2 separate regions of the Homo sapiens genome follow, and region 2 is linked to region 1. The links are chromatin loops, found by intact Hi-C in ENCODE. Cell type or tissue: tibial artery. All regions are shown on one strand. Each heading gives the region's core, and the rest is flanking DNA. Links, peaks and the distances in the headings are about the cores only. Region 1 has its middle 95 kb from the start of APOOL. Region 2 has its middle 230 kb from the start of HDX.

What was found. Peaks named below come from ENCODE experiments on the same cell type or tissue, not always from the same donor. Only the 100,000 strongest peaks of a DNase experiment are listed, where the experiment ranks them.
Region 2: a loop joins it to region 1, with 6 times the contacts of the local background. A loop is called at or near these places in 61 of 110 quality-filtered maps.

What each region holds. Positions count from the first base shown.
Region 1 is chrX:84,900,880-84,917,112 of GRCh38, reverse strand. No RefSeq gene overlaps it. Among named protein-coding and RNA genes, the nearest start is that of APOOL, 95 kb to the left of the region's middle. In tibial artery, for the core only: a CTCF peak has its summit at 9,599 (motif pointing right); no DNase peak of the experiment used is centred there; H3K27ac peaks cover 1,414 bases.
Region 2 is chrX:84,728,131-84,744,363 of GRCh38, reverse strand. It overlaps the pseudogene TEX16P. Among named protein-coding and RNA genes, the nearest start is that of HDX, 230 kb to the right of the region's middle. In tibial artery, for the core only: no CTCF peak of the experiment used is centred there; no DNase peak of the experiment used is centred there; H3K4me3 peaks cover 285 bases; H3K27ac peaks cover 4,126 bases.

The DNA of each region.
Region 1 (16,233 bases), core at 5,314-13,313:
TTGTTGAGAGTTTTAAATGAGGGGTGTTGGATTTATTGAAAGTTTTTTTTCTGCACCTATTTAGATAATCATATGGTTTTTGTTTTTAATTCTGTTTATGTGGTGAATCACATTTATTGATGTGCATATGTTGAACCAACCCTGCATCCCAGGAATAAAGCCTACTTGAAGTGATGAATTAACTTTTTGATATGCTGTTGGATTTGGTTTGCTAGTATTTTGATGAGGATTTTTGTGTCTTTGTTCATCAGGGATATTGGCCAGTTTCTTTTTTTCCATTGTCTCTTTTTTAGGTTTTGGTATCAGGGTGATGTTGCTTTCATAGAATGAATTAGGGAGGAGTCCCTCCTTGATTTTTTGCAATGGTTTCAGTAGTGTTGGTACCAGCTCTTCGTATATCTGGTAGAATTCAACTGTGAATTTATCTTGTTAGGGGATTTTTTTTGGTTGGTAGGTTAATTATTGATTCAATTTCATAACTAGATATTGGTCTGTTCAAAGTTTTAATTCTTCCTGATTCAATCTTGGGAGATTTCATCACTGTTTTTTTTCCTGATCATTTGGTGTAGAAGATGATTAATTTTGCTGATCTTCTCAAAGATCCAGGTTTTTGTTTCATTGATTGTATGTTTTTGTTTTGTTTTGGTTTTTATTTCATTGTTTTTTCTTCTTATCTTTATTATTTTCTCTCTTCTGCATAATTTGGGTTTTCATTTGCTCTTTCCTTTTTAGTTTTTCTTTTTTTTGTGGAAGCTGAAGTTTTTGATTTGAGACATTTCTTCTTTTCCAATATAAGAATTTATCAGTTTCTGCCTAAGTACTGCTTTAGTGGCATCTTATAAATTTTGATATGTTGTTTTTATTTCATTTATTTCAAAATACTTTCCAATTTCTTTTTTTTTCCTTTGGCCTATGGGCTATTTAGAAGTAAGTTATTCAGTTTTTGAATATTTGGATATTTTCCAGATATCTCTTTGTTACTGATTTCTAATTTAATTCCATCGTGAGCAAACATTTGTCTGAGTTGAATTCTTTTAAATTTATTGAGATTAGTTTTGTTGCACAACATATCATCTATCTTTGTAAAAGTTCCTTGTGCTCATGAAAAAAATGTATATATTGTGTGTTTTGAAGTTTTGTTATTAATGTCATAAGGGTTTGGGACTGTTATGTCCTTCTTATGAATTGACCATTTTCCACAAATTGACCATGTGAACTTTATTTTAATTTTTTGAGCATGATGTCTTACTCCTTTTATTTATGTTTAAACCAAGTGTGTCTTTATCTTTAAAGGGAATTTCTCATAGGCAGTGTATATTTAGATCTACTAATACTAGTGTGTGAATTCTGGGTTGGGTTTGATTGATTTTTGTCTTTAGTAAAAATCACATTTTACTGTTTCTTTGCATGCTTTGTAATTTTTGATGGGTTGGCAGATATTGTGCATTTTACTTCATTTGGGTGGTAGATATTTTGTTTTCTATAAATATTCTTGAGCTTTTTGTGGGACACAATTAAGTTACTTTGAAATGGCTTGATCTTTTGGGGTCTTTTAAAAAATATGTTAGGTGAAATCAGAATAATATTTGTTGGTTGAGCATGGTGTCTCATTCCTGTAATCCCAGCGCATTGGGAGGCTGTGGTGGGAAGATTGCTTGGGTCCAGGAATTTGAGACCAGCCTGGGCAAAAAAGGGAGATCCTGCCTGCCACTGCACTTCAGCTTGGGCAACAGAGTGTGACTCTGTCTCAAAAAATGAAGAATAATATTTTCTAAATTATTACCTTCTACAGAAGCAAGACCCTCTTATCAATGCTCCATAAATTACACAGTTTTTCAGTATGGTTTCTGGGAATAGGAACTATTTCAAGCTTATTGTGAGCTCTGGATATATTTTCTCTAATCATTTCATGTGGTTCTTTTACCAGCATTGAGGACTTTTCTTCCAGACATGACCTAAACAGTGCTCTACTGAATACTGGATGGGAACCTGTACAGATCTACAGAGCTCACTCTTTGCATAGTCTTCCACTCTCTGGGATTTTTCTCTATAAACTTTAGCCCCCTTGGTCTCTGCAGATGCTTAACTTTGTTTCCTCAACTCAGGGAGTCTGCCTTGTTCCACCTAGGTTCTCCTTCCCTTTTCTGTGTGCTGAAAAATATAAGTAGGCGTAATGATCCAACTCCTTTATTTCCAGATTCTCTGGGACTACTGTCCTTCATTGATTGATCTTCAATGTCTTGAAAATCCTTTTTTTATATATGTTGTTCAGATTTTAAAATATTTTAAGATGGTAAATCATATTTATTATTCTATATTAGTTAGAAGTGAAATTTATATCTATTTGCTTTTTATATAGAAATCAAGCAAAAATATCTTTGAAATTGTTCATATTGCTTTAGTTACAGATATAATACTTGTGGAGATAGGATGTAAAATGAGATCAAAATAGGCTAAACTTGAAAAGTTTCTATATAAATATAGGAACTGAAATTTTAAACTCACTAGAAAGTCAAGTTGTTGAGGTTCATAAGGATTACAGTTGAATGAGGCCTACTTAAGAAATATAAATACATACAGATAAACTTTGAATAGATATGTGCATTTAAATAAATTGGACAACATATTGATAGAGACCAATATAAATATTTTTGGTTCTAAGACAGACATACTTAGTGTATCAAAGATTTTATTTAATTCTGAAACATAAATTTTAGTGGCTGTGCATTCATGTTTTTCTTTAGACAAATATCTATGGTGTTTATTTTGTGATTTTGTACCTTGAGGTACTCTGTCTCCTTAACTTTGGCACTCTGTTTTATATTCTAGTTAGTAGGTGAAGCAAATACTTTAATTTTAAACTATTGTGCTCTACCATATCTGGCTTTTTATTTTATTGCCCAGAATATTTATAATCCTGTATTAAAAACCAAAAATCAAAGAAGATTCTATTATCTTCCACTTTCTTTCTTATAAACCTGTAAGAAGAATTTTCTGAGTTGTTTTTAGGGTATCTCACTGGCCAAACAAACTTTGCTCACAGGTGAAAGTAGCTTGTATCTGGAGTTCCGTATCTTTCTATTTTCTATTTTACTGAGAGGAAAATGATGATTGACTTTTCAAACAGACACAAAGGGCGTGCATACTTTCTGTAATGACTGAACTGGGCTGCTACAATTGCTGAGTCTTTATAAGTAAAGCTATACAGAAGATCAAGTACTTCTGATTTGATTATACAACATAATTCTGTTGCTCTCTTTTCATGCAACATTTACTTAGATTTGTGAGATAAATAACAAAGTTTCTTCAGACATCCTAACCATTAACATATGAACATGACAATCCATGTTGTTATATGTGTGGATCTCTTTTCTCTTCCATATAGCTAATGGAATTAAAACACAAACAAACCTACAACCCTGTCAACTCTATGCAGAGCATTGATTCTTCAGTTTAAGAGTAAATGGCCTTGTATAAATATGTTGATAAGAGAAATAATTTTGGATTACATAAGGTATAAAGTAAAAAACAATATTTTGCCAAAATATTATGCATCGCTTTATTAAGAAATACTTTTATACATAGAGTGGAGAATCAGGGTTATACAAAGTCTTAACTATTCTAATAGATATTTCCAGATCTGGGGCACAAAATTGAATTCAATCAGTGTCTCAGATTTCACATTTATTAAAATAAAGAGGAGCATAGTCTTTGAAAAGTTTTATCTGAATATATGTTAAATTTTCTTTAAGAGAAAATTATATTGTATGTAATTTAAAATTAAAGTAAAATCAAATTTACTTTATGAGCATTTTCCTATTAGATATTATTTCATAACCACTTAGATCATAGAAACTGCATTTAGATGACATTTTAGTCATAATCTTTTAAACTTACTATAGTTTTATTTATCAATTATTACTGTTTTCAAATTATTCAATATCCTTCACTCACTTTCAAAAGAAAAAACAGCATGTAACATCATGTAACACAAACCAATCTATTCTCAATGATTTTATTTTCATTTCTAGTTGTATATTTATAATCAATTATGATATTTCTATGTAGACAAAGATTTATTTTAGTTAAAACAATTATATATTCCTCTTCTTTCATTTTTCTAATAAAATCATCACCAGACATGCAACTTTTTCAGAGAAAAAGAATGACAGACTATAGCTACCTGTTTCTAACTAGATGATACCTGATAAATTTTTAAATTACATAAAATTACTGGAAAAGGGTAATAAGAAATGTTTTAGGTCTTCATTTATATTTTAATATAATAACTTAAATATTTCAAGTTCAACCAACAAAGGTTTATCATAGAAAAATTCTAACATTTCTCTGATTAAAAAATAATGTTGATGGAGAGAACAAAGCAGACATCAAGATTCTTTGAATCTATCATAGTTTTGCTACTGCTTTGCTGACTATGGAATGCATTCCCTTAGGGTTTGCTGACAATTTGAAAGTTAAGAAGGAGGTATCTCTATGAAAAGTCTGGGCTAAATCACTTTTGCTTTAAAACATTCACACTGTTTTGATGTTATTTAATACAAACAGTCAAATGTCTCAGGCTTAGTGTATTATTTACTTTGTGTGTAATGACATATTTCAACCTTGCCTGCATACCTACCTATCCTCAGTTATTTATTCATTTTCACAACCTAATTCCCCATATATGTCTTTGATCTCATCCTCTCTTTCCTCATTTGCTTCCTCAGCCATTTCTTTTAGTGACGTATCTTTCATCTCGTCCTTTTTAAATTGATTCTTTCCTTTTAGGATATAAACACATTTCATATATTTTTCTTTATTTAAAACAATACTCTACCTTTAATCTTGATTTTTCTCCCAGATGCCAAACAATCTTCCTACTACACTTCTTGACAGAATAGAAAACATTTATTGTTTCTATGTCAGGATATTCTTCAGAGTCTTTCCAGGGGACTTTTAGCTACACTTATCACTATGCCCTTTTCTGGGAATAATCTGACAGCCTCTCTGATATTGTCAGATTTTTTTCTTTTTATAATGAGTTATTACTTAAGTGTTGTCAAGACAGAAATTATTTTTTTTCTCAAGACAGAATGTTGTTGTGCTTGGGTCTCAGAGGCATAAATTATAGCCACTAGCAATGTGACAGGATTAAATTCAGCATGATTAAAATTGAGAGTGGGCTGAATAAACTCACTAAGGGAAGAACAACCCTTCCTTCTCGCATGTTTACTACAAATGTAAACAACTTCCCTTTTGAAATTATAGATAATTTATTTTTCTTCTCATTTAGCTTAAACATGAATGTAATAGCCTGTTATAGTCAAAGGTTCATTGATGACATTAGTCAACACACTTTAAAATCTGTAGGATGTAGTTTAAAATATCAATAATGTATTGTTTTCCCTAATTGGAATTAATGCCTTATAGGGCATATTTTACTCACATGGGGTATTTTTGTTACAAAAGGAGAACTCCATCTATCGACTTCCATAGGGATCATGCTTAATATACAAGCAGATCAAGCATGATCTATTTGAAAGAATGATAAGCTTTAAACTAACTTGTGGCACTGTGCTGTAGTCAGCTTATAGACCGTAGAATAATCAAGATAAGCAAGAAACAATTTGTAAGTTTTATTGCACATTCTTTTAAAATTCAAGTAAATGTACATAAAACTAACAAAAAAAATATGTTCAATCATTATGGTAAGCAATATCAGCCTGTACAAAGCAGTTTACCATTCACTTCAATCAAGGCAGTTAGTTTCAATGATTTCCTAATGCTTTCCAACAACACAGAACACTGGTAAATAGAATATCTTCTTGTTCATTCTATAATCTTAAATATCAGTGAAAGCATAGTGGCTATTGATGAATGCTGAGTAGATTCATTGTGTCAGGTTTCAAAGTTATCCCAGTTCTTAGTTTTACATTGAGAAACACAACAAAATGGATATCACACAGCCTTAATTGAAAGTGTTTGGTCCATGGCTGGGCGCGGTGGCTCACGCCTGTAATCTCAGCAGTTTGGGATGCCGAGGCGGATGGATCACGAGGTCAGGAGATAGAGAGCAGCCTGGCCAACATGGTGAAACCCCATCTGTACTAAAAATACAAAAAATTAGCCTGGCGTGGTGGCACGCGCCTGTAGTCCCAGCTACTCGGGAGGCTGAGGCAGGAGAATTGCTTGAACCCAGGAGGCGGAGGTTGCAGTGAGCCGAGATCGCACCACTGCAATCCAGCTTGGGTGACAGAGTGAGACTCTGCCTCAAAAAAAAAAAAAAAAAAAAAAATTGTTTGGTCCTTAGGATAAGGCACATTTTATAAAAGAAAATTTTAAGTTTTGGGAAATGGGCAATTACTTATTTTTCTTCTCATTTAGATTAAACATGAACATAAGAACCTGTTATAGTCAAAGTTTCATTGATGACATTAGTCAACACATATTCTTACCTCTACAAATATTCTTATCTCTGAAGCAAACACCTTATATACAGCTAAATTGTATGTGTAACAACAACCCCTGATTTAGAAAGTTCAACAGCTTTTGCTCCTTAAGAACAAAGTACTGCGTGTTGTCTGTGCTTATAGATCTCTGCTATAGAATCCTAGGAACATATTAAATAATGATGCTATAGTGTTAGTGCAATTCTGCTCACCTTTATGGACATTCTTTCAGTTTACTTTGCAGGATCTACTCAGCCATTAAATGTTGGTTTTCTGCAGGGTCTTCTTATCACTTTTAAACTCTTTCCTTAGGCCAGTGGTTCTCAGAGACCTGGGATCACCAGCGTGGTCATTACCCAGGAGCTTGTTAGATAGGTGAATTCTCAGCCCGCACACTAGACTTACTGAGTCAGAAACTTCAGGAATGGGCCCCAGCAATCTGTGTTTTAATAATCCCTCCAGTTTATTTTGATGGATGTTCATGTTTGAGAACCACTGTCCTAGCTGTTCTCACCTATCTATGCCTATGGCTTCAAACACCATTTCAATGCAGATAACTCACAAATTATCTCCAGTTTAGTCCTCTTCTCTGAGCTCCAGGCTAAGAGGAAACTATGTGAAACTCCCTAGGATGTCTCACAGATACCTCTAACTCTACACGTCCACAGACCAAACTCTTAGTCTCGTCCTTAAAATTCTGGTCCTCTTCCAGTGTTCCATATCTCATTGAAAATTACAATGAAATCCATCTTGTTATATAAGCCAGAAGCCTAGAAGTCATCCTTGACACATTATCTCCCTCAATTCCTGTAGCCAAGTTGTTGATTTTACTTCCTAAAGGTATCTTGTATATATCCACTTGTTTTGTTTCATTCCCACCATTCTAGCCTCTAACAGGCTCTTATGTACGTGCTTAATCCAAATGAGAAGAAAAATAAATAAGTGCCCATTTCCCACAACTTAAAATTTTCTTTTCTAAAATGTGCCTTATCCTAAGGACCAAACACTTTCAATTAAGGCTGTGTGATATCCATTAAAAACAGCATAAAACACAAAAAGATTTATATAGAACAAAACAATATCATTAATACTGTAAAAGGCTATCTTATGTGCAAATGTACAATTAAACAATAATGTCCTTAACAATCTTGCTTCTCGTATATTGGGTCACTACATGAACACTTTCTCCCATAATTTACCTAGATCTGGAATTTTTTTTAAAAAAAGTTTGCTGCATCAACAACAGCTGACCTTTATTACTCATTAATTTTCTTCTTATGCAATCTCTGCCAGTAAGTCAACATTTGATGCACAATATCCATTATCCTTGGTATGATTCTGTTTGAGTATACTACTACTGAAACTAAAATAGTCAAACTCAAGTAAGGATATGCCCTGCTCAGACTTCAAGTCTTTTGTTTTTACTCTGTATTTAAATCAAATTCAGTGAATGTTCTTTCTCTATATATCAATGTTTCAACATTTTTCATAGTCAGATCCTTCAATGTGTCAGTGTTCCTGTTCCCTAATTTTAAGTATTTTAAAGCCACTATATTTCTGTGCTGTTGTTGTTTTTTATAGTAAGTATAAATCTACTGCAATTGACAAAAGGTTTATCCAAACACAATTCTTATTAAAATTAAGAAATTCAGCAATTGAGTGATAATCCAGCAGTGGAAATTCAAAGTTACTCTTATAGCTTAAGGCACTTAGGTTGTTTCCAAAAGGCAAAGGGAATTATGATGTTAAAAAATAAATAATTCAACATAGTCTAGGTTAAAAGTGTAGGTTATACCTAAAAAGGAATTGAAGTCGAACATAATAGCAGCAACAATAAAAAATGGGGATATTCCTCATTGTTTGTGCAAGTAGTAAACTAAAAATATACCATGATCCTTGCAATAAATGTATTCACAAGAGATGCGTGTCATTCCTATTTGTTTCTAAATCATATATTCTCACTGAAAAATGGTTACCTTATAGGCAAAGTATCATTAGTCTAAAAAAATCTCACTACTTTAAAAAAAGTCAGTTATTAAGTAAAGGTTACTTTGTAATGTGATTATTTTATAATGTGAGTTATCAATTATTAATTTATCTGCTTTAAAATTGAAATTTTCAGTCTGTTAAGTATTTATACATTAGAAAACATTATAAACTTGAATAGAAATATTTCTTCTCTGCAATTCCATAATATTGGTATCACAGAATCAGCAATAGTATCTTTATATAATCTAGCAGAATAACCCACTTAGTCTACTAGGATAGTCAATGTAAATTATGTAGTTCATTTTCCTTATATAGACTTAAATTTAGTCTAATAGGGCAAAATATCCCTTAAGAAGGGTAATAAATAATCTGACTCCACTTTAGATATTTGATTGCTGATAGTTTTCAAGCTCTACCCTCCTCCCTCTCCCTCATATGCTAGAAACTTAATCCCAGCCTCAGCTCCTAAATATTAGAAAAACTAAGCTTTTTTTTTTTTTTTTTTTTTTTTTTTTTGAGACAGAGTCTCACTCTGTCACCCAGGCTGGAGTGCAGTGGTGCAATCATGGCTTACTGAAGCTTCGACCTCCTGGGCTCAAGCGATCCTCCTACCTCAGCCTACCAAGTAGCTGGGACCACAGATGCCTGCCACCATGCCCTACTAATTTTTTAGTTTTTTATGCAGACAGGTTTTCCTTATGTTGTGCAGACTGGTCTTGAACTCCTGGGGTCAAGAGATCCTCCTGTCTGAGCCTCCCGAAGTGCTGGGATTACAGGCCTGAGCCACCACACCCTGACCTCAAGTTATTTTTGGATCGGCAGGAATGCCTGTCTTGCTCTCCCCGGAAAGCATCATTATGCAAATAATAAACATTTTCATAGTGTCCTGGTGTGTATGTGGTGTCTTGACCTCTTAACCAAAGTTGAGGTTGAGGGTGGGGGATTCATTCCACCTCTGTGGCGTGACCAACATATGAAACACTGATTAAAAAGGAAAGGTATAGTTCTGAGCAAAATAAAGAAATATAGTACTGACAATGATTCACCAAGTCCTGTATTAATTTGGTTTCTGTTTTCCAAAACCAAAATATAGGTAAATATTAGAAAGAAAATAATCTTATGGTGTCCACTAGATGGCAGGGGCCAACTTTTATTCCTAGGAATTTCCATTCTAGAATACCCAAAGTTTTCAGTCCAGGGAGCTATCTGTTAACAATATACATGAATTTGAGGGTAAATTGTTAGAGATGTGATTAATACGACTGTTTATTCTTTTTACCATTTAGTGAATTACCCCTAGTGTCAAATGACCTGGGCTTTTGAGTAGCTAAATCTCTTCCACTTTGAAAATAAGAATGGGTTTCTTTTGCCCTTCCTCATCTCCTTCACTGGTAGATAAATCACTCCTCCACATCACGGGACAAATGTAAAAGTTACAAGCTCTTTCAGGGCAATATCTTACACACAGGTAAGTACTGTCTAGACATACTCTCTAGTCCACATTAATGAAAAATTATGCAATCTTATAGTTGGAAAGCTACTTAAAAAAAGCAATTTGTTTCTACTTCTTACTTCAGGCTTGAATACTTAAGCCTCCAGGACACAGTTTAAGATATTAAAAGGTGGAAACTATATCACTTTCCTCAATAGCCAATTCTGGTCATATATTTTATTTTATAGATAATTCAAGCTCTCCAGCTTCAACTTAAACACGTATTTTTGCAATTTTATTTTTAATTTTCAACTGCCTTTTTGTATAATTTTTTAAAAATACTAAGTTGTAATAATTATGTAACTCTACCACTAAAACACACTGATTTATTTAACTTTTCTTCATGGAATCTATTTTTATATCCCTGTGATTAGGATTTATTTCTCTTCCCTGAATCATCCCAAGTTTCATTTCATCTGTTCTGAAGCTATATAAACTATATGCTATGACTTATATGTAATGTATATCATATATTATTGTATTTCTTATATATTATATATAATTATATATTATATACTAAGATATATAATAGTAAGAATATAACCTAATAGAGAAAGTATGACATCTAGTAACTTATAGATACTTATCTCTTCAATATCTCCTAGTACTATACTGGTATTCTCCAAACATCTTAATTTTAGCACTTATATAATAAACTAAATGGATGACTTTGGCTTCCAAAGCTTTTTTCTGCTATTTTGATGGTGGTAGATTTTTTCCAAGTTCTTCGACTGAGTTTCTTCAAAATTTGTTACAACCATTAACATAATTTATCATACATATTCTAGAATATTAGCCCAGAGCAGAAGCAGAAGTCATTCTATTTCTTTTTGATCCATTGCCTGATTTCCTATAGGTCCTTGGTTGTAGAACTAAGTTAATGTATGTGGTTTTATTAAGTCAACAAAAGGGAAAAGAACAATTTGATGCTGATTGATTCTTCTCCCAAGCTTGCTGATGATTTTATGCACACATTCTTTAATTATAGGAATCTGGCTATAGGATGGGCAGCATATCATTTGAAGAACATTGTAAATTAGTAGGTATTGTAATATAGTAAGTTAGAAAAAGACTTGATAAAAATATATAAATCCTATGACTCTTCCCCCAAAGAAAGGTAACTGGTAATTTTAATATTTTGCAGATAAAATGAAGAAAGGTGAAAAATGAACTAAAGTGGTAAGCTAATTTGAAAGTAATAGAACTATTGTGTTAATCTTATAGAATCTATTATTCATAAATTCCAGTCACAGCATAATGCTGGAACACCGGTATTCTGGACAAACTATTTGAAAATTTAAAATTATATATGTACCTTACATTATATTTCTATTGTACAGTGCTGATCTGGACTTTGAACTTAAGGATGTATTTGTTGGTTTCTTCTGCAACATGGAGCCAAGTCAATTTGGAATTCAGGTGGATATATAAAATCATCTCAGCCTTGATATTCTACAAAAGAAATGGAAAAGGGAAAGAAAAAAAGGATGTAAAGAAAAAACTGAATAGAGTGTGTTAGCCATTGAAATGAAGAGCCAAGAGCCAGGTCACCAGAGTGATAATGAACAACAGTTTTGTAGACTGTTTATTAAAGAAAGAATGCAGTTTGCTTACCATGCATTTGAGATATTAGGTTGGTGAAAAAGTAATGGCAAAAACCACTATTACTTTTGCATCAACCTAATATTAATAGCTTTCTGCAAAGTGAATGGACCATGAATTTAGTAAACCAGCTATGGTAACAGCATACTCTTAAGTTAATGACTACACAGAATTACTTCAAAATACACAAATAGTTCTCAACATCAATAGGGCATGAACAGAAGAAATACATACATGTAGATACATACAGAAGAAAAAATATATCCCAAAAGGCCAGAAAAGGGTGGTGATAGTAACATTTAACGTATTTCTAAACCTTAAGTTTCCTAATATAGGATGGTTATTACATACATCAATTATTTTTATTTTGAAAACTCTTTAAAAATATCTAAAAATGAAGTTGCCAAGCATGAAATTGTTTAGCATATGGGCATCACAGAGCAGTATTTGAAATGTGGTCTTTTTAATATACCATTTTCTCTCCCTCTCTCTGGTATTACAAGCAACCCATAATTTTTCTAAGAAATTGTCATGAAATGGCAAAAGGTTGGACATCACTCAACTTATTTATAGAGGTTACTAAGATCTGGTTGTTATAATTATACCAATGCTTACCAAGTCACTTATTCTTTTTGAGTCACAATTTCTTCAAGAATAAAAAAGGGGAACCAACTATTGATATGCTGTGATGTTTGTAACATGCATTACAATTCCCAAGGGAAAGATTCTATTAAAGTTATATAAAAATATAAACCTAGCAATCACTGAATTAAAAAATCAAAATCTCATACATTTAATAATAATCTGACAAAAGGCCACATGGAAAAAAATGCTCACAAAGCCGATCCATTAAAAAAGGCACTGGAACTTTGATTTAGCTTGTATTAAGATAATTAATTGTAAGAATGTTCTGTCAGTGAAATGAAAACATGGTGAATACAATTTAGTATTTTTTCTGTTTAATTTGGAAAAGAATAAGATGAATGATATTCATCAGGTTATTAATACAATATAAAATGATTTGATATTTCATAACTGGTCTTAAAAATTTTCACATTTGAAATAGAAGATTTTTCACATTGGTTGGAGAAGAGGGAATAGAATAATATGATGAGGAGTGATATTTACTGATGACTTATTATGTGATAGACGCTATGCAAAGGTAATTTACATGCATTAATTCATTGAATCATCACAACTGTTCATTAATTTAGTTAATATCAATTGAGCAACATACATTGTGCCACATATTGAGGCATGTGAACTGTTGGGGTTAGAAGTTCTGGGAACAGAGAGGTAGTACTTGTGAAAGCAGAAGACAGACATTGGTACAAGAGTCACAAAACAAAAGTAAAATTACGAGTGTGCTAAATGCTGTGAAGTAGAGGTACATAATGCTATGAGAGCTAATAAGTGATCAAGTTGGTGGGCAGGGAGGGATTAGGGAAGGCTTTCCTAAAAGAATCATATATTAAAGTGAGCTCTCAAGGAAGACTAGGAGTTACCCAGGTCATGGAGTATTATAGGAAAAATGGAAAACATATGCAGAGGTTCTGTAGGTGGATGGAACTTAACACATTAGAGAAACTAAAAGAAGGCCAACATGGCTGGAATGTAAAAACCACAGTGGTGCATGGTATAAGATGTGACTCGAGAGGTATAGAATCCATGCAATGCCTGGTAATTCTTTTTACGGATTTTTTTTAGTCTAAAAATAATGAAAAGTTATTGATAGCTTTAAATAAAGGGGATGGATGGAAAAGTGGAGTGAGGAGAAGGAGTGGTGATATGATCACATTTATATTTTAAGAAAATGTTTCTCTGATTAGAATGGTAGAACAGATTAGAGGGGGGCCAAAGTGAACATGGGGAGACAGGTCAGAGGCTATTGAAAGGGTTCAGGCTGGGCACAGTGGCTCAGGCCTGTAATTTTAGTGCTTTGGGAGGTGGAGCTGGAAAGACAGCTTGAGGCCAGGAGTTTGAGACCAGTCTGGGCAACAGAGTGAGACTCCATCTCAAAAAACAAACAAAAAACATTAGATCTCATGAAAACTCACTATCATAAGAACAGTATGGGGGAAACCACCCCTATGATTTAGTTATCTCCACCAGGTCCCACCCTTGACACTTGGTGATTATGACAATGCAAGATGAGATTTTGGATGGAGACACAGCCAAACCATACCATTTATATAATATAGTGATCCAGGTATATTTCTCTTTTCCAAATTTTTTGAAAGTTACCCAAAACTATCCATTGAATAATCCATCTTTGCCCCATTGATATGACAAACCCACAGCCAATATCATACTGAATGGGCAAAACCTGGAAGCATCCCCTTTGAAAACTGGCACAAGAGAGGGATGCCCTCTCTCACCACTCCTATTCAACATAGTGTTGGAAGTTCTGGCCAGGGCAATCAGGCAGGAGGAGGAAATAAAGGGTATTCAATTAGGAAAAGAGGAAGTCAAATTGTCCCTGTTTGCAGATGACATGATTGTATATTTAGAAAACCCCATCGTCTCAGCCCAAAGTCCCCTTAAGCTGATAAGCAACTTCAACAAAGTCACAGGATACAAAATCAATGTGCAAAAATCACAAGCATTCTTATACACCAATAACAGACAAACAGAGAGCCAAATCATGAGTGAACTCCCATTCACAATTGCTACAAAGAGAATAAAATACCTAGGAATCCAACTTACAAGGGAGGTGAAGGACCTCTTCAAGAACTACAAACCACTACTCAATGAAATAAAAGAGGATACAAACAAATGGAAGAACATTCCATGCTCATGGATAGGAAGAATCAATATTGTGAAAATGGCTATACTGCCCAAGGTAATTTATAGATTCAATGCCATCCCCATCAAGCTACCAATGACTTTCTTCACAGAATTCGAAAAAACTGCTTAAAGTTCATATGGAACCAAAAAGGAGCCTGCATTGCCAAGACAATCCTAAGCCAAAAGAACGAAGCTGGAGGCATCATGCTACCTGACTTCAAACTATACTACAAGGCTACGGTAACCAAAACAGCATGGTACTGGTACCAAAGCAGAGATATAGACCAACGGAACAGAATAGAGGCCTCAGAAATAACACCACACATCTACAACCATCTGATCTTTGACAAATCTGAGAAAAACAAGCAATGGGGAAAGGATTCCCTATTTAATAAATGGTGCTGGGAAAACTGGCTAGCCATATGTAGAAAGCTGAAACTGGATCCCTTCCTTACACCTTATACAAAAATTAACTCAAGATGGCTTAAAGACTTACATGTTAGACCTAAAACCATAAAAACCCTAGAAGAAAACTTAGGCAATACCATTCAGGACATAGGCATGGGCAAGGACTTCATGTCTAAAACACTAAAAGCAATGGCAACAAAAGCCAAAATTGACAAATGAGATCTAATTCAACTAAAAAGCTTCTGCACAGCAAAAGAAACTACCATCAGAGTGAACAGGCAACCTACAGAATGGGAGAAAATTTTTGCAATCTACTCATCTGACAAAGGGCTAATATCCAGAATCTATAATGAACTCAAACAAATTTACAAGAAAAAAACAAACAACCCCATCAAAAAGTGGGCGAAGGATATGAATAGACACTTTCCAAAAGAAGACATTTATGCAGCCAACAGACACATGAAAAAATGTGCATAATCACTGGCTGTTAGAGAAACGCAAATCAAAACCACAATGAGATACCATCTGATACCAGTTAGAATGGTGATCATTAAAAAGTCAGGAAACAACAGGTGCTGGAGAGGATGTGGAGAAATAGGAACACTTTTACACTGTTGGTGGGACTGTAAACTAGTTCAACCATTGTGGAAGACAGTGTGGCCATTCCTCAAGGATCTAGAACTAGAAATACCATTTGACCCAGCCATCCCATTACTGGATATGTACCCAAAGGATGATAAATCATGCTGCTATAAAGACACATACACACATATGTTTATTGTGGCACTATTCACAATAGCAAAGACTTGGAACCAACCCAAATGTCCGTCAATGATAGACTGGATTAAGAAAATGTGGCACATATACACCACGGAATACTATGCAGCCATAAAAAAGATGAGCTCATGTCCTTTGTAGGGACATGGATGAAGCTGGAAACCATCATTCTCAGCAAACTATCACAAGGACAAAATACCAAACACCACATGTTCTCACTGATAGTTGGGAATTGAACAATGAGAACACTTGGACACAGGAAGGGGAACATCACACACTGGGGCCTGTCATGGGGTGGCAGGATGGGGGAGGGATAGCATTAGGAGATATACCTAATGTAAATGACGAGTTAATGGGTGTAGCACACTAACATGGCACATGTATACATACATAACAAACCTGCACATTGTGCACATTTACCATAGAACTGAAAGTATAATAATAATAATAAAAGAAATATTGCCTTTAGTATATTTTTCACATATTTTTCACATATTTATCCTGTCTCTGGATTTTCTTATTCATTTCACTAGAATACTTATATATTTTTATTTTTGCCAGTATATTAATTATTATACATTTAGAGTATATTTTAGAATTTTTTGGGGTAGATTACCTTCTAATTAAACTTAGTATTTTTATCTGGGATTTCTCTCACAGTTTTTATTCTCCCAGATGAACTTTTAGAGTTAGAGTCAACCTCTGAAAAAATCCCATCAAAATTTTGAT
Region 2 (16,233 bases), core at 3,636-11,635, 170 kb after region 1:
GGGCCACGCTGGCCATCAGGGGACATTTTCTTTAATTTTTTGTGCTCGGTCCTTTAGTCTTTTTACAGTATCTTGTATTACGCCAGATTGGTTAAGATAAAAGCAATACTGTTCATCTAGAAAAAGGCAGAGTTCTCCTTTTTTGGCTGTGAATAGGTCTAAGCCTCTGCAGTTTTGAAGAACTACTGCTGCTAAGAATTTATTTGTGATTGGAGAGTTGTAATGGATTTGGCTATCTCTTCCAAGCTATTCGTGAAGTCTTTGGAGAGGGATTGGTAATAGGAAACGGAGGTGGTTAATCCCACAATCCCAGTTCCAACTCCTGTAGTTATTCTGAGGGCTACTAACAGAGGTATGAGTTGTATAGTATGGTGGTGTCAGATAGGGATATTAACTGGGATTAGTAGGGGCTGGTCTCCTGGGGCAACAGTGATTTTTGGACTGAGGAAAAGCAGGGTGCAGGTGCCTGTCCAGTTAGAGGGGAGGGAAATATAAGTTGAGGTATACATAGGAAAAGTATGCCTTGGCTTGGTAGACAGAACTGGTTGTGTATGCTAAAAAGATGTACTATTTTGTTATTCTCAAGCATCCATACTCTTAGGGTCCCAGCTAGGGCTGCTGTTATAAGTGGTTGTTAAAGGGTGTTTGGTTTAAGCTGGGAGGCTTTTTTTTTTTTTTTTTTTTTTTCCCAGTGTAAGAGGAAGCGTTTTCTGTTTACTAAGATTCATGTGGGAGTGTTGTTGGATGTTGGGATGAGACCGTCATGGGTGGTGTGTATAGGGATGGTGTATGGAGAGGGGAGCCAAGAGAAGAGGGATAAATAGGGGAGGTGTCAGCCATTACAGTACTCTGAATTTTTGTTAAGGAGGTGGGAGGTGTCAAGGGCCTTTATGTGGTTTTTGGAGGGCCTGGTCTGACTGTTTGTGGAGGAGATGGCAGATGGGGGAAAGTGTTTGGAGGTATTCCCCTGATTGAGAATTAGAAGGAGGCCTATTTTGTAAGAGGAAAGGGCGTCTATACATTAATTTAAATGGGCTGAGGAAAGAGAGTGCCTTTGGGCTGGCTCTGATGCAGGCTAGAGCTACGGGTAGGAGGAAAGTCCAGGGCCTCTGGAGTTCTAGAGTGAGTTTGGTCAACTGAGTTTTAAGGATTCCATTTGCCCTATTGACTTTTCCTGATGATTGGGGTCGATATGGGATATGAAGGTGTCACTGGACGCCGAGGGACTGGGAGACCTGTTGGGTGATTTGGGAGATAAACCCAGGGCCATTGTCTGATCGAATGGAGTGAGGGAGACTAAACCTAGGGATGATTTTTGTGATAAGGATCTGGGATACTACTGTGGCTTTTTTTGAAGAGGTAGGAAATACCTCCACCCACCCAGAGAAGGTGTTTGTAAGAGTGAGAAGGAATTTTGTTTTTTTGACAGGAGGCATGTGGCTGAAGTATATTTGCCACTCTTCTCCTGGGAGTGCTCCTCTTAGCTGGTGTGTAGGAATAGATGGGGAGTGGAGGGCTCTTTGAAAGGAGGTGACAGAGTATATATGACAGTTTGAAGTTATGTTTTTTAGTGAGGTGAATAGGTGAGGGGAGAAGAAATATGGGCAGAAGAGGAGATACAGGGGACATGCACCAGCACGGAAGGATTGGTGGAGAGATGTCAGGATTTTGTCGGTTTGGAGCTGGGGAAGGACTAGCTTCTGGTCCTTAACTATCCTGTCCCCCTGGAGGAAGGTTCCTTGTTGTAGTAATAAAGCCTTTTCAGTGGGAGAGTATTGAGCTTGGATTGCAGGGGTAATGAGGAGGAGGGAGGCAGGAGTGGAAGAAAGGGAGGCCTTTTTTGCTGCCTCATTGGCCTTTCTGTTCCCTCTTCAGATTCCCTTTCTGTTCCCTCCTGAGATTCTGTTCTCTGCTGCCTTGTTGGCCTTTCTGTTCCCTCTTGAGATTAATCTGTTCCCTCAAAGGCCTTTCTGTCTCTGTTTGATGTCCCCGACAGTGTATAACTCCTGCCTCAGTTGGGAGATGTGCAGCCTGAAGGAGTTGGTAAATAAGGGGCCGTTAGTGATAGGCGTCCCTTTGGCAGTGAGGAATCCCCTCTCTTGCCAGATGATGGTGTGAGAATGAAGAATGTGATATGCATATTTGGAGTCTGTGTAAATGTTGATCCATTTGCCTTTAGAAAGGGTTAGGACTCTGGTGAGAGCTATGAGTTCTGCTTTTTGAGAGGAGGTTCCTGGAGGTAGGGGCTTAGCTTCAATTACTTGGTCAAGGGAAACAACCTCTTACCTAGCAATTTTGGGAGAGCCAGTGGGCCCAGAAGAGGAGGCATCTATAAATAGTTGGTCATTGGGGTCGGTGAGAGGCTCAGAGGAAATGCTTGGAAAGTGTGGCTGCAGGTGATCTAGGATGTCAGTGCAAGAATGAGTAGGAGGGGAAGGGGATACGGGGAGTAATGATGCTGGCTTGAGGGGAGCACTTTTGGCAATACTGAATTCGGGATTTTCGATAAAGAGGGCATGGAATGATCGAATCCGGTAAGGAGGAAGGGAGCCTAATGCTCAGGAGAAGAGGAAATCCTGTAGATTATGAGGACTGTAGACAGTGTTATTTTGACTGAATGTTAGTTTCCTGGTTATTTTTGGACCTAAAGTGGCTGCTGTTGCTAGCACTCTAAGACAGGTTGGCCATCCTCTGACTGTGTTGTCTAATTGTTTAGAGAGGTAGGCTACAGGGGCAAAGGAAGGAGGGTCTTCTTTCTGCTGCCCTAAGATACTGAGGGCTATTCCTTGGCTTTCGGCAGTATAGAGAATGAAAGGTTGGGAGATACTAGGTAAGGACAGAGCTGGTGTAGTGACAAGAGCAGTTTGGAGTTCACGGAGCTGGGGAGTATGTTATGTGAGGAGTTTGGGGATTAACTGAGAGGGCCTTTTGCCACTTCATAGAGGGGGTGAGCTAGGAGGGCAAAGTTGGGAATCTATATTCTAAAGAAGCCTGCTAGTCCTAGGAAGGAAAGGACTTCGCTGTTGGAGGAGGGCAGGGCAGATTATTTATCTATTAGTGCCACTTGGGTTTGGGTCATAGCCCGGGCCCCAGGAGAAAGTTGAATTCCTAAGTAGGTCACCATGGAGGTGGAGAGTAGTGTGGATTTTTGAAAGGATGTTTCTGCCTAGGAGTAGAGTTGGACATGAGGGCAGGACTAAGAAAGAGTGAGTGAAGGAAAAGGTGTGCAGGGAACAGAAGAGTGGAGGGGTGGCTCGGGGTTTGGAGACTTGCCCATCAATTCCTACAACAGAGACCTGGGAGGACTTGGTGGGTCCTGAAAAATTAGGTAAAGCAGAGTAGGTTGTCCCAGTATTGAAAAAAAAAAACATACTGGCCTACCTGCCACCATCAGGGTTACCCTTGGCTCGGATGAAGAGATGGTAGTTGCCAGGGCGTCCGTTCCAGGGCACCATCAGTCTTCAGTGGCAAGGCCGATGAGATCTGAGTAGGAGGTTTTGGCCAGTTCAGGAAGGGATGGGGGCAGTCCTTGTGGGGGCCACTCACAGTCTGACTTCCAGTGGCGTCCTCCGCAGAGGGGCACAGCCTGGTGGGCTTATCTGGGTTAGGGCATTGTCTGGACTAGTGGCCTTCACTGCCGCACTTGAAACAGGCACCAGGTGGAGGTGGATTGCTAGGAGGCTTCCATGTGGAGCTGCGCCCTGTTGCCTGCAGGGCCCCTGATGGCAGAGGCAAGCGTTTGAAACTCTGCCTGTTTTTGCCTTTCTTTCCTCATCACGATTGTTAAAAGACTTTGAAGGCTAAATTAAGAAGGTCTCGTTGTGGGGTTTGAGGGCTGTCGTCAAGCTTCTGAAGCTTGTGCCGAATATTGGGTGTGGATTGGGAGATAAAATGGGTATTAAGAACAATAGTTCCTTCCTGGGAGGCAGGGTCAATGTGGGTATATTTTTGGAAAGCCTCTGTAAGGCAGAAAAGGAATTGAGCAAGATTTTCATCTGGTTTTGGGAAATTTCTTTAAGATTTTCAAAATTTACAGCCTTATGGGCAGCTTTGTTAATGCCTGCAGTGACGCAAGTAATTATATGGTTATGGGATGCTTGGCTGGAGTTTGTGGGTTGGTACTCCCAGGAAGGCTTTTCCCAGGTAACAGCAGCGGCTTCTACAGGCTTAGTAGGATCTTGCCAATGAAGATCATCAGCTTGTGCCTGTGCTGTGAGCCACACTCTTTTCTTCTCTTCTGGAAGGAGGGTATAAAAGAGGATAATGTAGAGATCATGCCAAGTGAGTTCATTAGATTGGGTAAGATATTTAAATTCTTTGATATAAGTATCGGGATCAGAGGAGAAGGATCTGAGACATTTCTCAATTTGGGAGAGATCGGAGAGGGAAAAAGGGACATGGACATGGATGATCCCCTCGACTCCTGCTACTTCCTGGAGAGGAAGCAAGGGAGCTGGTTGCTGAGCATCTTGGGCCAGAGAGGAGGTGAGGGGTGGAGAGAGAGAGGACTCAGAGTCAGAAGCAGGGTGGTTGGAGAGAGGAGGGGAGAGAGGTAGAGCTGGAGTGGGGACATACGGTGGAGGATCATGATGCTCTGGTGGAGGATCATGATGCTTTCAGGGAAGGGGAAAATTGGCAGGGTCGAAGGAAGAGCAGTCTTCAGCTGGGGCTGTGGGGAGGGGGGCAGGAGGCAAGTCAGGTTTGGAGTGGGTGAAGAGGATTTGGAAAGTAGAACAGGACTGACAGAGGGAAGAGTGATTACAGAGAGTGAAGAAAGCCTGAACATAAGGAATCTCAGACCATTTCCCATTTCGATGGCAAAAGTTGTTTGTCTTTAAGTACATTGAAAAAGATAAACCTCTTAGAATGGATTTCTGAATGGAGGCTGAGAGCATGGAGATTGCGGAGGAGACACCCAGGGGGGTGGTCTTGGAAGGGGTAGATTGAGAGGCTCCTATAGTGAATGGAGGAGGGGAGGGTAGGGGAAGAAGAGACTGTTGATGACAAGGACGGTGGGAGAGGGCGTCCCCTTTCCCATGGAACTTCTCCAGAATAAAGGAGGTAACCACCGAGTCAGGCATCCCTGAAATGGAGGAACTGGAGGCTCAGAGATGGGAGGAAGCCCTTGGCCCAGCGCTGGGTCTTTTGGAAGTGGAGAGATGGATGGTCAAGGGTTCTGGGGAATGGCAACAGTCTCTTTTCACTCACCCTGGTGGAGGCTTTGATGGTGGATGAGGTTGCCAGCAATGGGAGAGTCTAGGAGATTCTCTGGGTCTTTGGCAGGTTTGGGAAAGAGGAGATTGGCCGGGAGAGGGGTGATAGGGGAGGGAGGGGAAGAGAGAGAGAGAGAGAGAGAGAGAGAGAGAGTGAGTCCCAGCCAGAATCTATTGCCTTCCCGGGTTTCGGCACCAGAATATAAGGTCAGCCGAGAGAAAGGATGAGAGAGGGACCCAAGGTCAGGCGAGGAAGTTTATTAACCTGACAGCTGCTCCATCACAGAGGAGGCAGCTCTGAGCATACAAAATGAGGGGTTTACATGAGGGAAGAAAGACCCTGGGATTGTTTGCTGGTTAATTTTGCCACATATTACCTTGTGACATTTATTACAGAAGGGTGTAGGTAAAGTTTGTTTATGTTTCCCACAATCTCCCCCTGTGTGGTCCAGATGGTTTGTAATTGGGGTTTTGTTTATTGCAGCAAGGTCTGATAAGTGAAGTCTGCTGGCTTCACCATGGTGCCTAGATAAGGGCTTAGAAAAGTAAAGAGCCTTGGGGGAAGGATGGGCACGGAGAAGAGTTGCAGAGCATTAGGGGGAGGGGTGGGCAGCACCAAGAAGCTTTCTTGGGGGCAGTTTGTCCCTAACAAAGAGAATCAGAAAATGGCAAAAGTCACATAGATATTAACTTGAAAATACTCATTCCCTAAGCCAGGATTGAATCTGGCCACCACTGTAAAGTGGCAGAGGCTAAACAAAACATTGTCACATGGTTACAGGTCACGCTCCCAAGGATGTAAAACAAGATGGAGGCCTGGAGCAAAGTTTGCTACTGACCATACAGAAAGTCATGCAAAGCACACCAGATTGGCTACAGCTTAAGACCAACCCCACAAATCCTTTTTCATAATTAAAACTTTACAGATAACATAAACTGTGATCCTTATCATTCCTGGCTTAGTGAAACATCTTCTAAAAGGAAAAAAAAAAACCCTCTCACTTAAAAGTTAACAGCTGACAGGGTAGAGAAAAGGATAAAAAGGTTTAAAGTGCAGGGTCGGAAATATGCCTGGGGGAAGAACCTTATTCTTATACAAATGTGTTCCTCCAACAGGGAGAGAAACTTAATTGATTTCTACCGTTGGGCACCCTTGGATCATGGGCCATGCACCCCAGCCCTGGCCTGGAGGGAGTCGGGGAGCTGCTATTGACTAATCCATCCCATGTTCACCTAAACCCGTTAGGGTAGGGTTGTGCACCATTTACCCTCAGAAGAAGTCTGAGAACAAAAAGTCTTAGAAGCAAAAGGAAAAACAGTTTTTTGGTTCACATCTGACTCACCCCTCCTTAAGCCCCACGTCTGGATGCCAAAAATGTTGCAGAACTTTCTTTTTAGTTCTGCTACAACTGGGTTCTTGTCATACGACCAAGAAAGATTATGCTCATGGACACATATAAGGGTGAAGAGCAGAATTTATTGGGTGAAAAGGAAAAAGGAAAAACAACTCTCAGCAAAGCGAGAGGGAGTCCTGCCAACAGGCTCCCACTCACAGATTGAACACCAGGCCAACACACAGGAACTGAAGAGGCCAGCCTCCTCCCCCGCTGCACAAGGCATGAATTCCTGTGGCTCCATCCCCTTCCCCCAGTGAGCAGGTGGGCATTATTCACAGAGAATCAGTCAGGAAAGAGTAGGCTTCATTTGGGACCAGCAGTCTGGTTTTTCAGGCTTCAGGCTATTTTAGGCTTGATGGTGGGGTTTCATTAGGGACCCTTGGCTGTCTCCTGTCTCTATCAGTTGCAGTTCACAACAATGTACTAACAGCCTGACTTCCTTCACCTTTCTTCTGGTAATCACATTAAATATAGACACTTTATTGTTAAATGCTGCTGTTCCAATAAATGTATTAATCTTTTCTAGGCAGATCATCAGATTAATGATTAGGATCAAAAGGGTGAAAGATTATGTGAGACTATTTTGAAAAATTATGATTTTTGTCCTGCTGAACTCTTGAACATAACTTCTTTCTCATTAAGTTGTATAAAAAACATTTTTCTATAAAAATGTTTATGTCTCTTTTGCATACAACATATCATGACAAAGGTCTGGGTAAATGTGGGGGATTATTGAATATGAAATATAAATATCAATGAGTGGAACACACTGATGTAACAGCAGAGAAAAAACAAACCCTGACAACTGAGGAGGCATGGGTATCAGGGAGAGCATTACTGATCTTTGCTTTTCAAAAATGTTCTTGGAAGCTTTCCTCTCTTCCTGAAGACTGCCAATGCTGGCTTTCCAAGCTTCTATGAGCCCTTTGAAGTAAAATTGACTCCTGAGCCTAAGATTATACCTGACAATGCTGATTATGAGACAGTAGGGGGTGGCCTTAGCTCCTGCACTTTCCACAAAAACACTTCCCAGTGTCCTGAGTAGGATAAACTGGTGTCATTGGCAAGCAAAACTGTTTGGAACAGTCTTTAGGCAATCCTTCTGAAACCAAGGACTAAACTGAATTAATTGGACTAGACTGAAAATGTTAGAGCAAAGGTCCCCCATGGTGATTTTGTCCTGATGAATTCACTGGGGATCCTTTAACCTGTATTGCCTGAATGTATGTTCAGTTTGGGGTGTGTTTCTAAGGGTAACATGTGTGCCTTCTGGGATTGTACTTCTTATGTGTGTATCCTGTCTATTATGACACTGCTTCAACCTGCAAGGCTTTCAGGTCAGCCTGCAAGGCTTACAAGTTAGCCAGAGTTAGTCTGTGTCTCAATTGTTGCATAGAGCCAGAAATAAAGGTTAATGTGGGAACTTGAGGGCACAATCCAACTTTCTAAGGTAGACCTTTCTGGCTAATGGCTTTTGTTTTTACTGGCTAAATTAAGAAAACCTGAAGGGCATAAACTGAGACCAATACTGCAGTTTGGTATCATTATGCTGTGTGGGGTCCTCCTACTACTAATTTTCGTGTAAAGATGCCTTGACTAAGGGCCAGTGGGGTGGACTGTGCACAAAAGAGTTAACATAGACATTCTCAGAGTTCTGTACTTAGAAAGGTCTTGCAAGATGGACCCTTGGCTGCTGTCTAGAAACTCAGATTTGGGAAAAATTCCCAACATTCCCGAAACTCATAAGAGTGGCTCACTGTACCTAACCTGTTTATACAAATGAAGTGGTTTATGTTAAACATCTGCTTTCCTTCTGAAAGTCTATGATTTTGGTATATGCTAGGCAGAAGGTATTTGCATTGCCAGCCTCCAGTAAAAACCCTGGTAATTGCGGATATTGAATTCTGGAATGACAGTGTGAGGAGCTACATGGACCTACTCTCCAGTGAATCCTGTAAAAATTATTTTTAAAAATCAACTATTTAATGTCTCTGAAAATGGTCCTAAGAGCATAAAACAAATGAAGAAACATATTCAGAAAATCTACCAAAATTCATTGAGGAAAGACAGTCTATGGTATTTGATATAAGAGTTCTCCTTTATCCCTCCCTCCTAATTCAGGAAGATGGAGGAAACTACATTGTAGACAGACATGGTGTTGCAGTCTTCCTGCTCCTTAGCTCAGCTAGGTCTGAGTTCTTGTCCCATAATCAGGAAGAATCAGGCACATTGACATTGGAGAGTGAGTAGGGCAGCGTAGAATTTATTAAGCAAAAGGAAAGCTCTCAGAAAACAGAGGGATCCTGAAGGCAGGTTATCATTTCACAGTTGAATATAAAGTCATTTATATAAAAGCTGATGGGGCTGGGTTTCTTATTTGCTTAAGGTGTAAATTCCTGGTGGCTCTACCCCATCCTTCCAGTGCACATGTGGGCCTTTAGCCTGAGTCACTCCATATTGATTTATTTTCTTTACTGCACATGTGTCAAGGGATGGAATTTTCCACTTCTGGCATGTTTAGGTAAGTCTCCTGCATAACTTCCCTTATCTGTGTAACTGTGGACATGTTTAGGCAAGCCCCCTGTGCAAGTTTCCTTATCTGCACAAAACATCTAGTGTAAGCACTTGCGGTATGTGTGGATTAGGCAATGACCTGGGTGGGTCGGAGGTTCTCTCAGGACCCTTCCTTTACCGTCTGCCTAAAGCAAGCTGGCTAACTCCTCTCAATAGCTAAGAGCACAGGGTTTCCTTTCCCCAGAGCTCTCAGTTAGGGGACTTCTTTCTCTGGAGTAGCAGGACATCAGTACTTCTTATCCTGCCCCCAGCTCCATGTTGCTGAGGCTAAGTGTTGGGAGAGTATGGCCAAAAGTTGAGGCTCATTTTCTCTTGCCAGTCCCCACTCATGGAATGGAGGCTCTAAATTGGATATGGTAATGCTTAGAATACTGAGGCCCCAATTACCTTTTCTCCAGCTCATAAGGCAGTGGTCCCATGACAGGAGAAGTGAGTCAAGGAGACCTAAGTCTATCCCCACATTCACTGAGCGCTCAGCTCCTAGAGCAGGAGTATTGCTCAAAGACAAGTGTGTCATTGTCTCCAACCCCAGCTCCAGATCTGTCTCAGAGATTTTGCCTGGTGGAAGAAGCAGGCCATAAAACAGATAGATCCTTTTCTCTTCCCAAATAAACTTACTTTATTTGCAATAGTGAAGTTCAAAACTAAGGATGCTGCTATGGTTTGAATGTGTCCCTTCCAAAATTTATATTAAAACTTAATCCCTAATATAACATTAATAAGAGGTAAGACCTTTAGGAAGTAATTAGGCCATGAAAATTCTCCCCTCATAGATGAGATTAGTGACCTTATACAAGGGCTGGAGGCAACTAGTAAGGCACCATTTTTGTCCTTCTGCCTTCTGCCATGTGAGGACACAGTGCTCATCCTCTCCAGAGGATATATCTTTGTTCTCCTTTCTTATCTCAGATTCTCTAAATGACATAAACTTGTATAAAATAATAATTATAGCAATGTATTAATGGGTTTTTAACATTAAGACAATATATACATATATAAAAAACACTAATACCATAAAGGAGAAAAACATAATACAGTGCTATAGAAGTAACATTTCTATATCTCATTGGAATTAAGTTGCCATAAATCTGAAGATCATTCTGATAAGTTAAAATGTGCATAGTAAGCTGTAGGGCAACTACTAAGGAAATAAAAATAAATTACAAAAAGGTTATGATAAATAATGAAATGTTTCATTAGAAAACATTCACTTAATGCAAAGGAAAGCAGTAAAGAAGAAATAGAGGATGAAAAAAGACATGAAACAAATTGGAAATAAAAAAGTAAAATGGCATACTTAAATCTTACTGTAACAGTAATAACATTAAATGTGGATGGATTAAACAATCCAGTCAAAAGCAGAGATTGTCAGATGGGATAATAAAATAAGAGTCACCTATATGCCACCTAGACAATTCACAGTATAGATTTCAAAATACAAAATGATTGAATGTAAAAGGATGAAAAAATATAAATCATACAAACAGCAGCCACAGAAAGTTTAAGTGACTGTGCTAATATTAAACACAGAGGACTTTAAAACACACACATTTTCTAATGGTAAAACATTGAACCCACCATGGGGATAGTACAATTATAAGTATACATATATTTAATAAGAAAGTACTGAAATACATGAATCAAAACTTGACAGAAATGAACAGAGAGAGTTGGGCATTTTGATACCCCATATTCAATAATGGATATAACAATTAGATGAAAGATCAAAAAATAAATAGAAAACCAGTTAGACTTAAGAGACACCAATAAAACACTCCGCTAAACAACAAATAAATTATTGTTAAATCTACATGGAACATTCTCCAGTATAGTCTATATGACAGAGCATAAGAAACAAATATATTTAAAAAGGTTAAAAATGTAAGCTATGTTCTCCAACTAGAATGGAAAGAAACAAGAAATCAATAGGGGAAGAAAAATGGAAAATCTACAAATATGTGGAAATTAAAAAACACACTCTTAAACAACCAAGAGTCAAAGACAAGTTAAAAGAAAAATTTTCAAATATTTTGAGACAAAAGAAGGTGAAAATACAGCATACAAAAATCTATGGGATGCAGCAAAAATGGTGATCGGAGGAAAATGTATAGTTGTTGATACATTATATAGAAAGAAAGATTTCAAATCAATAACATCACCTTATACCTCAAAGAATTAGGAAAAGAACAAGTTAAATTCAAAGCTAGAAGATGGAAGAAATAATAAAGATTAGGGGAGAGAAAATTGAAGAGAGAATGAAAAAAAAAATAGAGAGGATCTATGAAACCAAAAGTTTCCTCTTTGAAAAGATCAACGAAATTGGCAAGTCTTTAGCTAGACTGACTAGGAAAAGAGAGAAGACTCAAATTACTAAAAATAGAAATGAAAATGGGGCATTACTATAGTGCTTACAGAAATAAAAAGGATTATAGAAAAACATTATGAACACTTGTGCACTAACGAACTAGACAATGTAGATGAAATGAACAAATTGCTAGAAAGAAACTATCAAAACTTGCTCAAGAAGAAATAGAGAATTTGAACAGACCTATAATTGAAGAGGTTGAGTCAGTAATCAAGAACATCCAGGCTGGGTGTGGTGGCTCACACCTGTAATCCCAGCACTTTGGGAGGCTAAGGTGGGTGGATCACTTGAGTCCAGGTGTTGGAGACCAGCCTGGGCAAAATGGAAAAATCTCATCTCTACAAAAAAAATATAAAAAAAATAGCTAGGTGTGGTGGTATACACCTGTAGTCCAAGCTACTTAGGTGGGTGAAGTGAGAGGATTGCTTGAGGCTGGGAGGCAGAGGTTGCAGTGAGCCAAGATCATGACATTGCACTCCAGCCTGGGTGACAGAGTGAGACCCTGTCTCAAAAAAAAAAAAAAAAAAAAGGAGAGCACAGGACCAGATGATTTCAATAGTGAAGTCTAACAAACATTAAAAGAAGAATTAACACCAATTCTTCTCATGAAATATAAGAGAACACTTTCTAATATATACTATGAAGTCAGAATTACTCTGATTCCAAAGCCACATAAAGATATCGCAATAAAAGAATAGACCAGTATCTCTTATGAAAACAGATGCAAAAATCCTCAACACAATACTAGCAAACTTAATTCAGCAACATATTAAGAGGATTATACATCATGACTGGGATTTATCCCCAAAATGCAAGGTTTGTTTAACATGCAAAAATCAATTAATGTAATACACTATATTAATAGAATAAAAAACAAAACCACAAGGTCATATCAATACATGTGGAAAAAAATCTGATGACATTCTACACTCTTTTATGATAAAGACACTTAACAAACTAGAAACAGAACACTCTCTGATAAAAGAAGACTATAAAAACTCACAACATAAATCATGTTTAATGGTGAAATACTGGATGTTTTTCCCCTAAGAAATGAAACAATGATGGCTACTTTCTCATTTCTATTCAACATTGTAATGGAACTTCTAACCAGAGAAATTAGGGAAAGAAAAGAAATAAAAAACATGTAAATTGGAAAGAAAAAAGCAACTTTATTTGCAAATGATATATTATTGTATTCAGAAAATCATAATGAATCTACTAAAAATTATTAGTACTAATATATAATTTTGTCAAAGCTCAAGATACAAGATCAATGTTCAAAAATCAATTGCATTTGTATATGCATGCAATAGAGAATCAAAAAATTATATTAAGAAAACAATTCCATTTAGAATAGCATCAGAAAGAATAAAATGATTTGAGTCAAATTTAACAAGGGAAGTTTAAATTTACTCTAAAAATTTCAAGACATTGTGGAAAGAAATTTTAAAAGATCTAGAATTTTTTTTTTTTTTGGCAGATTAGAGGCTTTTGTTGTTCCTTAGCCACTTGGAAATAGCAAGATAATGTCAGAGGCGATTAACCAGAGCAACTCCATCTTGAGTAGGGGCTGGGGGAAATGAGGCTGAAACCTACTGGGCTGCATTCTCAGATGGTTAAGGCATTCTAAGTCACAGGATGAGATAGGAGATCGGCACAAGATACAGGTCATAAAGACCTTGTTGATAAAACACGTTGCAGTAAAGAAGCTGGCCAAAACCCACCAAAACCAAGATGGCTACGAGAGTGACCACTGGTCATCCTCACTGTTACAGTCCCACCAGCGCCATGACAGTTTACAAATGCCATGGCAACTTCAGGAATTTACCCTTTATGGTCTAAAACGGGGAGGCATAAAAAATCCACCCATTGTTTAGCATATAATCAAGAAATAAATAACCATAAAAATGGGCAACCAGCAGCCCTTGTGGCTGCTCTATGGAACAGTCATTCTTTTATTCCTTTATTTCTTAATAAACTTGCTTTCACTTTACAGATTCACCCTGAATTCTTTCTTGTGCAAGATCCAAGAACCCAGTCTTGGGGTTTGTATCTGGACCCCTTTCCGGTAACAATAGTGCATAAAGATCTATTCTGAGAGCTTTAATTCAAGATGGAAAAATGGAAATCCACCTGAGTCATGAAGGACACCCCAGAACCTGGGGGAGAGTACATCAGCAAACAGCTTTCTTGATGTCATCTGGCTGATTAAAAGAATTTGGTGCAGGGGAATCCTCTCTGCTCCACACCAGGCAGATCTCCATGCATTTGGAGTACCTGCTTACCTGGATCAGCATTCTGACATTCCCCACTCTTCCTGTGCAGAGACCCTGGTGCATAAAGGCTCTCTCTGCTTTATGCCCAGGCATATCTCCAGGCATTCAGAGCATCCACTCATCTAGCTGAGCAGTCTCAGCTGCCCCACTCTTCCTGGACATAGATTTGGTGCTGTGAGGCCCTCTGCTACACACTCAGGCAGATGAGCACCTGCTTGCCTTGTTCAGCCGCCTGAGTTTCCCCACACCTCTTGTGTAGAGATCCAGGCATGTGATCACCCAATCTCATGGATTAGGAGTTTAGGCCACCTCTTAATCTCATGCAGAGAACTTGTCATTGAGGATGTTTCCTAACTTCACACCTAGGTACACCTCAGTGCTGCCCACTAAATTCTCCTTCAGAAGAGGTTCTTGTGTCGGCCACTGGGGGACCTGTAGGCAGATCTGCCTAGTCTGGCCCCACTCCTTGTGGCCACAAACCCCCTGGGGCTGAGCAGGAAGCTAAGACCTCTGTATATTCCCTAAATAAGCTCAATGCCCAAGGCAACAGAGAGCATCTGCCAGTAAACAAAGATCAAGTATACAGCCCGCCATGTAGGCCACAGCTAGCTCTTACCCATGAGTGCCATCTACTGGCTCGTAGGTTAAACTGCACAGCCTAAAATAAAGTGCATAGGACTATAGAGACAAAGCCAAAAGACTACCCAGTATTCTCTACGGTCGCACCTGCTAGAGACAGGTAGAAAGGGGAAAGGAAAGAAAAAAATAAAATTATAGGAAAGGAAAGAAAAAGAAAAAAATTCACCCACACGAAAATAGTTACAAAAATAAGAAGTGTCAGCATCTCCAAATGAGAAGGAACCAGCATAAAAAATCTGGCACCATGAGAAATCTGAAGATAGTGAAGCCACCAAAGGATCGCACTAGCCCTCCAGCAATGGTGTCTAACCAAAATAGAAACTCAAAAGTGACGCTTAAAGAATTCATAGCACAATTTGCAAGGAAGTTCAATGTGATCGAAAACAAGGTTGAAAATAAGCACAAAGAAAAATCTAAAGCAAACCAGGAAATGAAGGAAGGGATAAACATCTTAAAAACAAACCAATAAGAAATTCTAAAATTGAAACCTTCACATAAGGAATTTCAAAATACAATGGGAAGCTTTATCAGTAGGCTGCACCAAACAGAAAAAAGACTTTCAGAACTTGAAGACTGGTCTTTTGAACTAACCCAGTCAGAAAAATAAAGAAAAAATAATTGTTACAAATGAACAAAGTTTCCAAGAAATATGGGATTATGTAATATGACTAAATTTAGGAATTATTGGCCTTCCTGAGAGAGGAAAACAAGCAAACAACCTGGAAAACATATTAGAGTCATTCAAGAAAATTTCCATAATCTTGCTAGAGAGGTAGACATCCAGATTCAAGAAATACAGAGAACACCTGCATGGTACTATATAAAATGAACATCACTAAGGCATATAGTCATCAGACTGTCCAAGATATATGCTAAAGAAGAAATCTTAAAGGCAGCTGTAGAAAAAGGTCAGATGACATACGGAGGGAGCCTCAACAGGCTAACAGAAGACTTCTCAGCAAAATCCTTACAAGCCAGGAGAGATTGGAGGCCTATATTCAGTATCTTTAAAGAAAAGAAATTCCAACCAATAATTTTTTATCCCACCAAACTCAAGTTCATAAATGAAGGAGATATAAAATATTTTTCAGACAATCAAGTGCTAAGGGAATTTGTAACCACTACACAAGCCATACAAGAGATCCTTGAGAGTTCTAAAATAGAAACAAAATAACAATACCTGTCACCACAAAACACTCCTAATTACATAGCCCACAGACACTATAAAGCAACCACACAATAGAAACTACAGAGGAACTAGCTACAAAACCTCACATATTAATAATAACCTTGAATGTAAATGGTCTAAATGTCTCACTTAAAAAGCACAGAGTGGCAATCTGGATAAGAAAAATCAAGACCCATTAATTTACTGTCTTCAAGAGAACCATCTCACTTGTAACAAAATCCATAGGCCCAAGGTAAAGGGTTGAAGAGTCATATTGCAAATGCAGAACAAAATACAGCAGAGGTTATCATTATACTTAGATAAAACAGACTTTAAACCAGCAATAGTAAAAAAGGAAAAAGAAGAGCATTACATGATGATAAATGGTTCAATTCAACAAGAAGAGTTAACTATCCTAAATATAGATGAACCCAACATTGGAGCACTGGGATTCACAAAAAGAAGTACTTCTAGACCTATAAAGAGACTGAGACAGCCACCTGATAATAGTGGGAGACTTCAACACCCCACTGTAAACATTAGACAGATCATTAAAGCAGAATACTAACAAATAAATTCTGGAATTAAATGTGACACT